3 separate regions of the Homo sapiens genome follow, and regions 2 and 3 are each linked to region 1. Evidence: chromatin contacts called from ENCODE Hi-C or POLR2A ChIA-PET data. All regions are on one chromosome and are shown on one strand. The core of a region is the stretch at or near the end of the contact, and the rest is flanking DNA. Distances in the headings are between cores, read along the strand shown.

Region 1 (4,781 bases), core at 683-3,182:
CCAACTCCCACGTCCTGCTTGTCTCTTGCTCAGCTCTGTCTGTGCTCCACCCTCAGCTCACCTGCCCATTGACGTGACCTGCCCAGCTCCCAGGAGCATTTATATGTGTGACTCCTGCCCTCTGCTCCAACCTTGGTCCCTAAGTCATCCAGTCCTGCTGGGGTGCCTCCAGCTGCCCCGGGCTTCCTCCATGATCTCCCTAGACCTGGTCTAAATCTGTCACCTCTTGCCTCAATTTGCCCTTTTGAATCTTCTCCCTTTCCTTTTTCTGCGAGTCTGCACCCTGCTGGCCCCTTGCTAAGTCTCCTCCTTCTGTCCCTGTCTTTGCTCCCAAGGGTCCTCACCAGCGAGGGTTCTGCCTTCTTCTCTGGAGTTGTCTCATCCTCCCTGTTTCTTGGAGGCCTGTCTGGGGCCCTGCTTCTCAGGGAGGTACCTGAGGGTTCCTGGGATCCCTGGGGACCATGCCTTCCTGGACAGCTATAGGGTTCAATGGAAAAGCATGGGTTCTGGAGGGCAGGCACACCTTCATTTGAATCCTGACGCTGCTCCTTTCTAGAGTGACCTCAGGTCACTGCCTTATTCTCTGCATCTATAAAATGAAGATAATTCCAACCTATTTAGTTGTTCTAAGGATTATATTAAAATGTGTAAGAGACCTGGAGCAGGGCTGAGCACATAGCAAATGAGTAATAATGGTTGCTTTCCTTTCTTCCTCTGACACTAGTGTCTGCACCATCCACTGGGCACTGTGGGTCAAGCCACACTGAGCCGCACTGGCCAGACCCTACCTGGACTCATAGGCGAGAGGCTACAGTGATGGGGACAAGGGAACCTGGTACTGCCAGGGCCCAAGCCCCACGCCCGGTGCCAGGTGGCTGAGGATCTCCCCAGGCCTGGCACGGGTGCTCAGGCTTGGGGCGCTGATTTGTCTCCCCTGCCCAGACATGTAAAGGGCCACTTAAGGAGGTCGAGGGGTGGAGTCCAGGGCCCTGAGCCAAATCTCTGCCCAGGCTGTAGCCCTCAAGTCATGGGAAAATCTGCTTCTGGGGTGGAGGCTGGTCTTGGAATGGCAGGTAAGGAGCAGGACAGGATGGGGAGGACCACCTCGCAGACCTCACTCTCACCACCAGGTATACACACACTTGTGACTTGCTTGCCCCCTCAGTGGGTGAGCAGTTTCTTCAAGCCCTTGAAACGCCAAGGTCTTGTCACAGTTTTCTCCCGGGGCAAAGGGGCTACTTTCCCCTACACTAAAGAGAGCCCTCTCCGAACAATTTATTCTTTGCCAGAGATACTGGGCTCTGTGCAGGCTCCTAGAGGGAGCTTTCTCTACCGATCAAGAAGCATCTGCTTCCCTTATTCACTTAGCAAAAATTTCTTCTTTTTTTTTTTTTTTTTTTTTTTTTTTTTTTTTTTTTTTTTGCGGCGGAGTCTCACTCTGTCTCCCAGGCTGGAGTACAGTAGTATGATCGGCTCACCACAACCTCTGCCTCCCAGATTCAAGCCATTCTCCTGCCTCAGCCTCCCGAGTAGCTGGGATTACAGGCGCCTGCCACCATGCCCGGCTAATTTTTATATTTTGAGTAGAGACGGGGTTTCAGCATGTTGGCCAGGCTGGTCTTGAACTCCTGACCTCGTGATCCACCCGCCTCAGCCTCCCAAAGTGCTAAAATTACAGTCGTGAGCCACCGCGCCTGGCCCCAGAGATGGCTTTCTGTCCTGAGCAAGAAGGAAATATTCTGGAAGTTATACTTTCCAATGCTTTCCTCCCCACCAACCGGACAAAAGGCCAGGGGCCCACTCCAGCTGCCCTAGGGAATCCCCCAACATCTCACCTCTCCTTAGCTCCTCTGGGCTTCTGCAGTGACATCAGTGTGACTTCAGCACTGCGCTTTTTGAGCTAGCGGCTCTGCTCCGCTGCCCTCGGGCCCCACTTCCTCTAAATTCCCCGTTCCTCTCCCCGTGGCTCCACTTCTTCTTCGGGGCCGTGGCAGCGTTCTTCAATGTTCCCCGTGCACAGCCTGGATCCTGGCTGCCGCCTGTCCTACCTGTCCACGAGCTCCCCCTCTTTTTTTCCTCACTCTTGACTCAGAGAAACCCCACCCAATGCCTGCCAGATAGCGGAAGCTTAACAATCAGTTGTTAGATGTGCAAATAAAATACAGCCACAGATCGTTATATTGGTAACACAAACACAACATTCAGAGACCAAGAAAATGAAAAAGGGAGGTCTAGAAGGTCCTCACCTTCGTTCTTTTGTAAATAACGATGTCTTTATTATCAACAGGTCCCACCAAGGATTTTCCTGGTGTGTAAATTTATGAGGTGTCTTATAAAGGAATGACAAATGGAAAACACAGTTCATTATACACTTAACAAATTGCCTTTATTAAAAAAACAAAAACCAGGAAATCAGGATTGTCCTTGAGGAGTGAACACACCCAGGGGCCATGCCCCAAATGTTCTTTCTGTGTCAAGTGAGCCAACCCCGTCCCCTCTGTCCCATTCCCACACACACGTTTCCTCTTGCGCAGCTCAGGCACCGGGACTGGGTCCCCTCCCTAGCCCTGCCGGGAAGGAGAAAAGAAAGCGAGACTGAGCCCAGCCAATCAACAGTCAGCATTTCTGAAGCTCCTCCCCAAATACAAATATGCGCTCCGCCCCCGCTAGCGCCACCTGGAGGGTGAAGAGCGAAATGCGGCGACTGCACTGGGTCCTCGGCCTGGCGGAGCCGCCCACTTCGCTGGTTTTTGCAGCCGATGGAGACCCGGACTCCGCTCCGAAACCTGCTGACCGCGGTGGGGTTATTCGGAGCGGAGCCGCCGAGGGGCTGTCGAGCGCTTTTGAATCTGTTTACTTGAAATGACTTTCCCCACAACTTTCCCTGATTTCTATTCCCACTTGACCAAAAGAATGAGTTTGATGTGGAAAAGTGGCCAGAAAAGTGGCAATAGTGGTGTTAGGTGCTCAATGGCATCTCTTTGGGCTCAGCCTCCATTAAGCAAAGTAGATGCCTGGGGTGGGGAGGTGGCACCCTTTTTCCGGATCCCCAGTCAGTGGGGCAGGGGCTTCGGACACTGTCCCCACAGCTGGACTAGTGGCCCAGAGATCCTAGAAGGGACCCAGCCTTCCCGCGCTGCACCCAGACCTCCGGGGTGTGACCGCCAAGCTGTCCTGGCTCCCCTGCTCAGTGGCCTGATGGGGGTCTCAGTCCCGCACTCCCTCGTGGGGTCGGGGCACTAAAACAATCATTTTTTCAGGCCATGCTCCTTGATCCTAATTTAAAAGGCGGCCTGGCCGGACGCGGTGGCTCATATCTGTAGCTCCAGCACAGAGTTGGAGGCCAAGGCAGGCGGATCACCTGAGATAAGGAGTTTGAGGCCAGCCTGGCCAACATGGTGAGACCCCCGTCTCTACTAAAAATACAAAAATCACCCGGGTGTGGTGGCACGTGCCCGTAGTCCCAGCTACTTGGCAGGCTGAGGCAAGAGAATCGCTTGAACCCGGGAGGCGGAGGTTGCAGTAAGCCAAGATCATGCCACTGCACTCCAGCCTAGGCGACAGAGTGGGACTCTGTCTCAAAAAAAAAAAAAAATTAGCTGGGTATGATGGTGCAGTCTGTAATCCCAGCTACTCGGGAGGCTGAGGCAGGAGAATCGCTTGAACCCGGGAGGCGGAGGTTACAGTAAGCTGAGATCACGCCACTGTACTCCAGCCTGGGTGACACAGCAAGACTCTGAGACTCCATCTCAAAAAAAAAAAAAAAAAGGAGGCCTGGGAAGGATCCCCTCTGAGACATGGAAGACTTGCTTGACTCAAGGTGGGTTTTTTCCTTGAGTCCCTCAGTAGCCCTCAGGACAGTCCCTCAGGTGCCACCTGCCCTCCCCTGCAGGAGAGGTTTGTTCTGGGAGGAGAAGCCCAGACAGGCACGGGTGGCGGGAGGGCAGGTGGGCATCTGCCCCCAACAGGCCTCTCTGCTTTGGGAAGCCCAGGTGCCCTCGGGACCCTTGAGAAAGGAAAGGTGGCGGGGAGAGAGGAGGGCAGGATGAGTTTTTTTTTATTGACCACCTACTATATGCCATATGCTATGTAGATTTCTGACCACGACAGCGGCCTCCTAACAAAGGCCCAAGAAAGCTGACTTTAAAATTACATTTACATGCCCTTGAATAGCATATATTAATTTTACACAAAGGAGAATATGCCTTTAGGCTGTTTTCCTTTTTCTTTCTTTTCTGTGGCCAAAAAAAAAAAAAAAAAAAAAAAAAGTGGGAGGGGGGTTGATGGGCTTAGGACAGAAAGGAAGAGGTATGCCACCAAAATCACCTGAGAAGAGAAGGGGGGGCTGGGGGTGGGGGTGGCCTGAGAGAAGGACAGACCCTGGCCTCTCCCAGTGGATAAGGAAGAATCTTGCTCTAGCAACTTCAAGATGGTTTGCCTGGTCAAGGAGGGGAAGGGACAGGGCGAGTCCATGGGCCCTGCTCAGGGCTGGCTGCTGGGAAAGGAAGGTCTGTGTCAGTCATGGAATCCAGGAAATCTGCCAAGTTTAAGGCTCAAGGGGGATGGGGGAGCCACCTTTTCTAGGGCCACTATGGGTGGTCTTGGGGCCCTCAGAGGACTTGCTTCTTGGGCACCTGAGTTAGACCTGGCAGAACCAGCAGACACCTTAGGACCTAAGATGGGCCCTCCCTGCCACTCTCTGGGCAAGAGCCCCAAGCCCATATCTCCAGGGTCTGTGTGGAGGGCACTGCTGGGCCCCTGAGAAGTGCAGAAGGTCAGGC
Region 2 (4,781 bases), core at 1,643-4,142, 450 kb before region 1:
AAAACAGTGCATTTATTATCTCAGTTTCTATGTGTCAGGAGTCTGAGCACGGCTTTACCTGATCCTCGGCAATGCAGCAGAGCGTTGGTCAGGGCTGAGTTTTTACCTGAAGACTTGATTGGGGAATGATCAGCTTCCAAGCTCATGTGGTTGTTGGAAAGATTCAATCCTTGTGGGTTATCAGATTGAGGGTCTGGATTCTTAGCTGGCATTTGGCTAGAGGCTGTCCTGAGTTCTGTGGCCTTCCCCAACATGGCCACATGCTTCCTCAAAGCCAGCAAGGAAGAGTCATCAAGCGAGGACACTGCAGTCATATGTGAAATAGTCACTTATGTGAGACCCTTTACCTTTGTTCTTTTTTGATTATTAGAAGCTGATTACAGGCCCTACCCACACTACAGGGGAAGGAATTATGTAGGGCCATGAGTACACAAAGCAGGGATTACTGGAAGCCTTTTTAGGTCTGTCTACCACAGCATCCACTAATCTTACCTGAAACTTCCTATCACTGTTGCCGCATATGGTGATTTTCTAATTCTGTCAATCTTGGTATATATATATATTTTTTGTTGGAATTTTACTGTGAGGAATTCTCCCCCACTCGTTGATTTGTTCATTTATTCTTAGCATGACCTCATGGATTCTTATTCTTTGGGTTATTTCTGCTATAGTCATTTATTGCTTTAGGGTAAGTAGCAATTTAATTCCTCCAAGAACAGCATTTAGAGAAGTCTTTAGCATGGGTTTCTCTTTTTTTGAGATGAGCTCTCACTCAGTCGCCCAGGCTGGAGTACAGTGGCATGATCTCGGCTTACTGCAACCTCTACCTCCCAGGTTCAAGCAGTTCTCCTGCCTCAGCCTCCCGAGTAGCTGGGATTACAGGTGCCCGCCACCATGCCCAGCTAAGTTTTTTGTATTTTTAGTAGAGACGGGGTTTCGCCATTTTGGCCAGGCTGATCTCGATCTCCTGACATCAAGTGATCCACCTGTCTTGGCCTCCCAAAGTGCTGGAATTACAGGCGTGAGCCACTGCGTGGCCCAGCATGGATTTTTAAACAGGATTTGAGGTATAGTAAGTCATTGGTCAAATATACTCTAAATGAAAGATAAATTTTAACAGGTGAGCCATTCTATCATAGGTTTGCAAAGCCTTTGAAATTCTATTTGAAAATATACTTTGATGTAACAGACTTTCAAGTTACCATCAAAATGCTGAAAATGCTTTTATATTAATGTGTTTTAAGTGAAGAGCTAATTTTTCCCCTAAAAATCATTACCATGTAACTTAAATGATTAAAAGTTTTGGTGATATGATCTAAATATACTCATTCTAAAACCACTAGTTTTCTCAGCTTCATCTTTGGCTTGTCTCTTGATCTTTGAATGTTATGTATAGGCATCCCCTTCTTTGTATTTGTGGGCATCTGGGGTTCTCACTCTCTGTCAGTGTATCATCTTGTACTTGGTGAACAAGTACCTTGCTATTCAGTGTGTCTTTTTAAGTGAAAGTCTTTCATTTCCATCTGTATGCAATTTCCCCTCTTACCTGCTGTTCTAGTTTTTGTTTTGTTTTTAATAGCATGCCCTGTGACAAAGTGATTTTCAAAAAGAGCTCTATTGTCTTTCAGAAGTTTCCTTGTTTTAATAGTTTATTTGTATATTTCCGGACTATTTACTTCAATATTTCTTGTAGAAATGATGCCTGATAACCCCCTACCCAAATTAAATTAATCAGTGAAAAAAATGTACACTGAAGAACATATCCTGAAAAACTTTTAAGTAGGAATAACCATTGTTTATTGCATTTAATTGAAGAGACCAAGAAAGTTACTAGGCTTTAGTTTCTTCACTGTGAGGTAATATTAATTCCTAAATGATCTCTGAAGTTGAGGAAAAACAAAATAGAAAAATTCTGAAAGTGTATTGTCATTTTAAAAATGAAAGTTGAAAAAAGTAGAAAACATTTACGTTTCTTATATGTTACCTAATTGCAAATGTATTCCACTTTTTTCCAAAAAATAGTTTCTCCATTCCTTGTTTACTTTGGTGCATTTCTTTTTGGCTGGATTTCATCATCAGCTAGAATTTTTACATTTATGGATGATCTTTTCCCTGAGTTCTTGCGGGCTTAAGAATTTTTTTTTTTGAGACAGAGTCTTGCTCTGCCAACCAGGCTGGAGTGCAGTGCAATCTTGGCTCACTGCAACCTCCGTCTCCTGGGTTCAAGCAATTCTCATGCCTTAGCCTCCCAAATAGCTGGGATTACAGATGCCTACCACCATGCTTGGATAATTTTTGCATTTTTAGTAGAGACTGGGTTTCACCATGTTGGCCAGGCTGGCCTCGAACATCAGACCTCAGGTGATCCGCCAACCTCGGCCTCCCAAAGTGTTGGGATTACAGGCGTGAGCCACCACACCAAGCCAAGAATGTTTTCTATTGCCTCTTTGTTTGAATGCCATCTAGGCTAGATATAAAATTTTTCATTCATACTCTTAAGAACTTTTTTTGCTGTCTTTTGGCAGTGAGTATTGCTAAGAAAGCAAATGTTTCCTTCATTATATAGTGCTTGCTTTATTGGTCAATATTTTGCTGCATAATCTTAAAATTTCAGTGGCTTATAACAACAAATACTTTTTTTCTTCCTCATGTCTTTAGGTTAACTGGGGCTTAGTTATTGTTAGCTAGACTTTGTTGTAGGCTGTGGATTGTTCTCTCCTTCTGCTGGAATCTGGCTCTCATGTCAATCACAGGAGTCAGCCAAACAGGCAAATTTTAGCCTCTGCTTCCGTCATGTCTCTTATTTCATTGATCAAATCAAGCCTTGTGGCCAAGACGAACATCATTGTGGCAGGGAAATATATTTCACTTACTGTAACGTACTGCAAGGTCACACGATGGTGTGAATGATGAAATGGAAACACTAATTCAAGCTGCCACTTTGGCTTTTAACGCCTGGAACCTGGTTTGATTCTTTCTTTATCCTTGACGCTTAAGATTTAGGAAAATATTAACTTTTTTTTTTTTTTTGAGATGGAGGCTCGCTTTGTCGCACAGGCTGGAGTGCAGTGGCTCACTGAAACCTCCGCCTCTTGGATTCAAGTGATCAGCTCACCTTGGTCTTCCAAAGTGCTGGGATTACAGGTGTGAGCCACCGCACCCAGCCAAGATTTAGGAAAAATTTAGATGTTTCTGAGTATCTGAGTACTTGGGGTTAGTCTGTACAGATTTGGGTAGCATCTTACCTCTTACATTATCATGTAATATACATTATTGATGCATAAGGGTAATCTTTTCTCGTTAACAGAAGAGAGTGGTTTACCTGTGAATATTCTCCTGTGTTGTTGTTCTTTTCCCTTTCCTATCTCTGTAAATTTGATTGCTTTTATGTAGGTGCTTTGTATCTATTAAGATACTTCCAGCTGTAAATGACAGGAAACACGATGTAAACTGGCTTAAACATTGAAGGAATCTCATCATTTAATGCAAGTGAAAAAAACAGGCAAAACTTTATCCAAGTTCTCCAGTCAGTTTCATCAGTATCTCAGCTCTGCTTCCTTCAATTTTGTTCCATTCTCAGTAGGCTCATCCATCATAATTGCAAGATGACTGCTCACAGGCCTTAGAGCTGGATATTTTGGGTTGAATTGTAGAAGAGAAGAAAGATTCTACTTTTCAGAGACATTAAAATCACTCATCACTGAGTCTGGCTCGCTTACAGTTGAGTCAGATTTTTTCCTTTCAGTATATGTAGTTATAAATATGTGTTTCAGAGAAGTATAGGATTTATAGAACATAGAAGTGGCTTATTTTAGCAAGAGACATTAAGGCTAAAATCTGAAAAGTTGAATTGGAGGTTGCTAGGAGAAAAGGAGGTGAGGGTTATCATTGCAAGCAGAAGTGTTGGGCCAAGTAGTCAGAAGAATTTTAAATTACCAAATGAAAAGAAAGGTAGAGTAGGCTGGCAGAGAGGGTGTGTAGCAGAATGGTCAAGGTCAGATTATTTTGGTCAAGGTCAGATTATTTTGATAATTTTGTACTTTATACTAAGAACATTATGATATGGATGAATTTTAAGCTGGACAGGAGGTAGTATGATCATATTTATATTTAAAAGGTTACTCTGGCTTCAGAGTGGAGAATAGTTGTATGTGAGGGTGAGATTCCTATCACTTGAGATGGGGAACACTGGAACACTGCCAGACTAGGGTAGGATAGTAAGTTGGTAAAGTAACTGCTGTAGTTACTGAATCTTGACTCTGTGACATATACTTGGTATGTACATTATCTGTGATCTGTACAATCGAGTTACACAGTAGGCAGTATTACCTCTATTTTGCAGATGAGTAAATTAAGGGTGTTTAAAGTGACTTGCCCAGGCTACAGTCAGGTCTGTATTCAGATTGGTATGAATCATTAAATCTGGCTCTTTACCATGCAGTGATGACTCCTTTCATTAATTGCTATATTTGCTTTATCTAAGCAGTACAATGATTGACTTCTGCTCTCTTAGCCCTACTAGCTACTGCTAGCTTTTATTACAGAGAGAACTAAAAAGGGCCATTGGCAATATGATCAAAGTCACTTTAGTTCTTTGGGCCTTATGTACAAAACATATTAGTATGTTTGCTTACATGCTCACCGCATAAAATTATAGCACTGCACTTGTTCCTTTCCTTGACAGAACCCCTACCTCTTCAACCCCAATCTCTTGAGCATGGACAAGAAAAATTAGAAGCTGACTTGTTGTGTGATAGTTACATAATCTTTAAGGTGGTTCT
Region 3 (4,781 bases), core at 1,582-4,081, 320 kb after region 1:
ATAGCACTGTGTCCAGCAAAGACATGGGGTTCCCAGCCTCCCATAAGCAGAAGGAAGAAGGCTGAGCTGTGGAGGGCAGAGGCAGGGTGAGGAGGGGGAGGGATGGGAAACGGAGATCCTCCAGAGCTGGACAGATGGGAAGACAAATTTATAGTGGCACAAGTCACCAAGGTGGGTGGACAAGGTACACCTTTACCTAAAGCTCTTAGGTGACTTTCGGCTCCATAGGGGGGCCTCTCTGCCCATCACGTTAATAAAACCCCTGGTGGTATTTTTCTAATGAGACTTTATAGGACACACAGGGGAGGTCAGGAGGTGGGAGGGGGAGAAGCGCAGTGCCAGGAGGCCCCCATTTTCATTGTGCCCTGTTCCATCTAACTCTGTCACCCTGGAAAAATAACTTGTAAAACAAGAGGAAAATTGCAATTATAAGAAGTCTATAATTCTGTGATCCCCGCCCCCAAACCTCCTTACTCACTTTTTTTCATCACTCTATTGACTTCTGGTGAGAAAATGATTTTAAATATCACATGAACCCTTTCTTTTCATGAAAGTCAGGAATATACGAAAATCCAAGCAGTTGAGTCCTCACCAGGGGGAGTGGGCTCCCTCCCACACCTCCTAAGATCAGACTCTGCACCCAGCAACTCAGTAGTAATTTCCCACCCAAGCTTGGTGTGACTTTCCTTTGCTGCAGGCAACTGCCCAGAGGATTCCTCCATTACAATCTTTCTATGAATCATTCAGGGTAAATACCATATCTGTTTGCATCTGGGGAAATAAAAATATATTATAAAAGAGAAATGAAAACCTGAGATGTGTCTGAAAATAGCACCCAGATGCTTTGATTCCCCAGTTCACCTTTCTGACTATCCAGCTCTTCCTTGTCTTGCTTCATACAACAGAGGCAGCCTGGGACCCCCACCTTCAGATATCTCGGGTAAACGACCAAATTATCTTGGACTAAATGCAATGAGGCAGCCCAGCAGAACCCAGTTCCTAATTCTGACCCATTCTGATGAGCCTGTCCTAACTCCTTCCCCACTGCAGGTGCCCCTGCAGTCACATGCTTTTGTCAAATGATCTGCAGCTTCAGGCTGCTACCTCTGCAGAAAAGAAGAGGGGGAAAACAGAGAGAGTAAAAAAATACACACATACTCCTATATATATACATACATATCACAACCTCTGGCTTATAAAGCATAACCGCCTTTTTACCTTTCCCCAGAGTCCCCAGTGGTCAGCAGCACAGCCTCTCAGGCCAACCTCCCCCTCCTCCCACTTGGTCCAAGAGAAATGGTACTTGCTGAGGGGACCTGCTGATGTCTCACCCTGGATCAGAAATGCAAACGTATTTCTGAGCAACTGGGCAGGGAAGGAGACCGATGAAAAAGTTGAGTCAGTCTCTCTCTCTCTCTCAGTAGGGGGGCCCACCAATTGCTGAGCCTTTCCACCAGGCTCTCAGCTTCCTCTGCCTCTAACAAACTTTGTGACTCACAGTCTGTTCGCGGAGCGAGGCAGCTGAGCAGCCGAGCAGCCTCAGTGATGGGTTAAATTGGGAACGCACTCTTCTCCAAACACTGACCCCTCAAGTGCAGCCTGAGCCCCTACCTTGCAGTGGGGGTGGGAGGTGAGCACAGCTCCAATTATTTTGCTGGCACTAGAAGAGCTGCCAGAGACCTGGGTTTTCATGGACTTATGTCTACCGGGATCACACACACACGCACAGCCCTTGGTGGGCTGCAGGCTCAGGAATGCAGTCCATTCCTAGACTGGTCTAGGTCTCCAGTGCTCCATTCATCAGAGCTGCAATGTGGGACCCAACGCGCTCTCTCTTCTTCACCCACACTGCCTGCAAAACCAGAGGGAGTCCTAGCAAATGATCAAGCAGAGCCGTGCATCGTGAGGGTCTGGCTAACTGTTGCACGGCAGTTGAGGGGATGGCGGTGGAGGCGGGGAGAGGTCAGGGCTGTGCTGCACCCTCTCAGCAGCGTCTCCTCCCTTCATCACTGCGGAGGGAAAATCTGGAAGTTGGTGAACCTGGATCCCGCGGGGCGGCAGGGGCAGGCAGAGGCCGAGTCCATTCAGGCGGGCGAGACGAGACTCGGCCACTGGCTGCTCCCCGGGCCTCTGCGCCGCCGGCGCCGCCTCCCGCCTTCTCCGAGCCGCGCAGACGACCGGCCGCGGGCGTCTCCCTCAGCCCTGGACCGGCTTCCCACAGAAAACTCCCAGGCACAAACCGCTTTTGTTAATTCCGCAAATGCTGCCACACGACCACCTCCTCCAGCACTCCCGGTCTGCTCGGCTCCGGGAGACCCGCTTTCCCCTGAGCCTCCGCCCCCCGAAGGACCACCGCCCAGCACCGGCACGCGCCGGGCCTGGAGAGGACCCCAGGGTCCCCGGCCCGAGGCATCTTTGTCCTCGCAGCGCAGACGCGCGCGCACAGAGCGACCGCAACAGCCCCGCCGGGCACCAGGTCAGCGGCCTGGCCCCGCGCCAGGGCCGTGCAGGGGGACAATGGTCCGCGCCGGGGAAGTTTGCGGAGTCGCCCCCGCGGGCCCGGGCCCGGGCGCGGAGCCCTCCTTACCGTACATCTCGGCGGGGCGCGCGCCTCTCGAGAGGCCGGCGTCGCTGCGGCGTTCCCAGCCAGCCCTCGGCGGCGCCCGCCTTTCATTCACAGTCGGGGCGGGGACTGGCGGCGGCCGACAGGGGCCCGGGCGGGGAGGGAGCAGACGCGGGGGCCGGCCGCGGGCAGGACGGAGCCGGGCGCCGCCAGCCCATTCAGCGCCGGGCTGCAGCGGCCGCCTCCGCTCGGGTTGCTGGGCACTGCTGCGCGCAGGGGGCGGGGGCTATGCTAATACTAATGCTCCTCCCTCCCGGCTCGGCCAACCCGAGGCCTCTGCGAGCCCCTCGCCCCGCCCCGCCCCTGCGCCCCGCCCCCGAGAAACCCACAGCCGGAGATGCGCCTTTTCCGAGGCTGTCGCCCTAAGGGCCGCAGCGTGCACCTGCGGAGCTACCCACCCCAACTCCCTGCTCCTGTCGGAGCGCTCGGAAGCTCTCCCTAACCTGGGGTCCTCGAGGTCAGCCGGGGCGCTGAGAGCTGCAGGTGCACCCCTCCTCCAGTTCTGTCCAGGCTGCGTGGGCTAAGCCGGGGGGCGCAAGGATGGGAATTGGGGAATGACTTCCACCCTCTCCTGGCTAGGTACCTTAGCTGAGCGCCGTTCTCTGATGAAGCCCTCCAGCCCTCAGCTGCGCCCTACCAGCTACTCTCTGGCTAGGTGCCCAGCCACTCTCTGGCTAGGTGCTTGCTACCACCAAACAGCGTCCTTCCCGGGTCAGGGACGCAGGAAACGCACCCCACTCCCAACCCCCAAGGGCTGCAGGAAGTCCGCTTGCTTTTCCTCTCCCTGATTTATATGTGTAATTCGCAAGCTTTGCCGCCAGGATCCTCTCCAGCTGAGCCCCAGCGCCGACTTGAATTCCAGCTCTGCACCTGCCGTGACCCTATGAGGAACAGGCACAGAGAGGCAGCGGCTCATGCCTACGCCCACACCTGAAGATCTCTCCTAAGCTAGCTCAGGACTTCCCTGGGCTTCTCATCCAGCCTTCTTTACATTGCACACGTTCCCGTCTTTTTTTTTTTTTTTTTTTTTTTTTTTTTTTTTTTTGACATGGAGTCTCACTCTCGCCCAGGGTGGAGTACAGTGGCACTATCTCGGCTCCCTGCAAACTCCGCCTCCTGGGTTCAAGCGATTCTTCCACCTCAGCCTCCAGAGTAGCTGGGACTACAGGTGCGTGCCACCACGCCCGGCTAATTTTTGTATTTTTTGGTAGAGAAGGGATTTCACCATGTTGGCCAGGCTGGTCTGGAACTCCTGACCTCAAGTGATCCGCCCGCCTCGGCCTCCCAAAGTGCTGAGATTACAGGCCTGAGCCACTTCTCCTGCCCCTCCTGGCCTTTCAATATCGATTTCTTAGTTTCTCTTGGCCCATGGTTGAGAGTTGTTTGGGTTTTCTTTTGTTTTTTTCTACTGGTAGAAATATTCTACTAGTAGAAGTTAGAGAGGAAAGGAACTTAAAGATACTTAAGAACTGAACTTCATTTTACTTCATTTAACGTTGAGAGGTTAATTTATGTTGTTAGGCTGGGCTGTGTGTCTGTAGGCCAATGATCTACTCTCTCAACCCCAGCTTCCTGCAGGACTGTTGGGAAACTGGAATAAAATCTACATGAAATGACACAGTGGGCACTCATGTATATTTTTTCCTTCCTTCATGGCTCAAGGCAGGAACAGAGCCAGAGAAAGAATCCAGGTTGCCAGACTCTTGAAACAGTGCTCAGTCTGTTGCACTCAAAACTTATGTTTCCTATTTTTCTCTGGCCTGGGCCTCCACCTCCCGCCCGCGCCCCACTCTCTTGCTGTTTCCAGGTTTTCTTCTTCTTCCTTGACCTCTTTGACTCTCTTAGCAGCATGCCAGCCCCAAGGGAAACCCTGGGATGGTTCCTGGAACACACATTTAGTCTAGACCCCCCTACCCCGGGCACACACTCCCTGCATCTCACAAATAACCTCTGTCTCTGTTCTTCAGTTCCAGGACCAGGCCAGGTGGCTTTAAGATTGACTGAGAGTCAGACTTGAACTGGAGCAGGAAGGAGAATCTCAGCTCTAGCTTGATATGATCACCCAGAGACACTCCCTTCCCACAATTCTGCTCAACACAAAATATACTCATGAAACATTGGTGTCTACAGTACAGAAGGAAATGCAGTGTCTGTCTTC

What was found. A loop is a pair of places that touch in the nucleus more often than their neighbours do. ChIA-PET counts read pairs that join two places held with the same protein, here RNA polymerase II (POLR2A). Pooled maps may share reads with other maps.
Region 2: a loop to region 1 is called in a pooled map, with 2.5 times the contacts of the local background. The contact joins two enhancer-like sites. A Hi-C loop is called at or near these places in 6 of 50 pooled maps. POLR2A ChIA-PET finds 5 or more read pairs at or near these places in 4 of 52 experiments (AG04450, Panc1, SK-N-SH and 1 more).
Region 3: a pooled map shows a loop between it and region 1 (6-fold over the local background). The contact joins the promoter of EFR3B here to the enhancer-like site in region 1. A Hi-C loop is called at or near these places in 8 of 50 pooled maps. POLR2A ChIA-PET finds 5 or more read pairs at or near these places in 4 of 52 experiments (BJ, Caco-2, H1 and 1 more).

Annotation. Positions count from the first base shown.
Region 1 is chr2:25,360,007-25,364,787 of GRCh38, reverse strand. No RefSeq gene overlaps it. Among named protein-coding and RNA genes, the nearest start is that of DNMT3A, 20 kb to the right of the region's middle. RefSeq lists enhancers at 2,046-2,095, 2,146-2,245, 2,516-2,595. Within about 2 kb of position 1,932, at least 29 of the 41 ENCODE cell types and tissues checked have a DNase peak (open chromatin) inside an H3K27ac peak, as active enhancers do.
Region 2 is chr2:25,814,487-25,819,267 of GRCh38, reverse strand. The region is part of intron 3 of ASXL2 (ASXL transcriptional regulator 2); the gene reads left to right. Among named protein-coding and RNA genes, the nearest start is that of ASXL2, 62 kb to the left of the region's middle. RefSeq lists an enhancer at 1,459-1,638. Within about 2 kb of position 2,892, at least 2 of the 41 ENCODE cell types and tissues checked have a DNase peak (open chromatin) inside an H3K27ac peak, as active enhancers do.
Region 3 is chr2:25,040,126-25,044,906 of GRCh38, reverse strand. It overlaps EFR3B (EFR3 homolog B), which reads right to left and starts at 2,831. Exons shown (of 23, transcript NM_014971.2): 1 at 2,588-2,831. The coding sequence starts at 2,594. RefSeq lists silencers at 1,438-1,567, 1,898-2,027, 2,138-2,217, 2,348-2,967 and enhancers at 1,925-2,873, 2,874-3,823.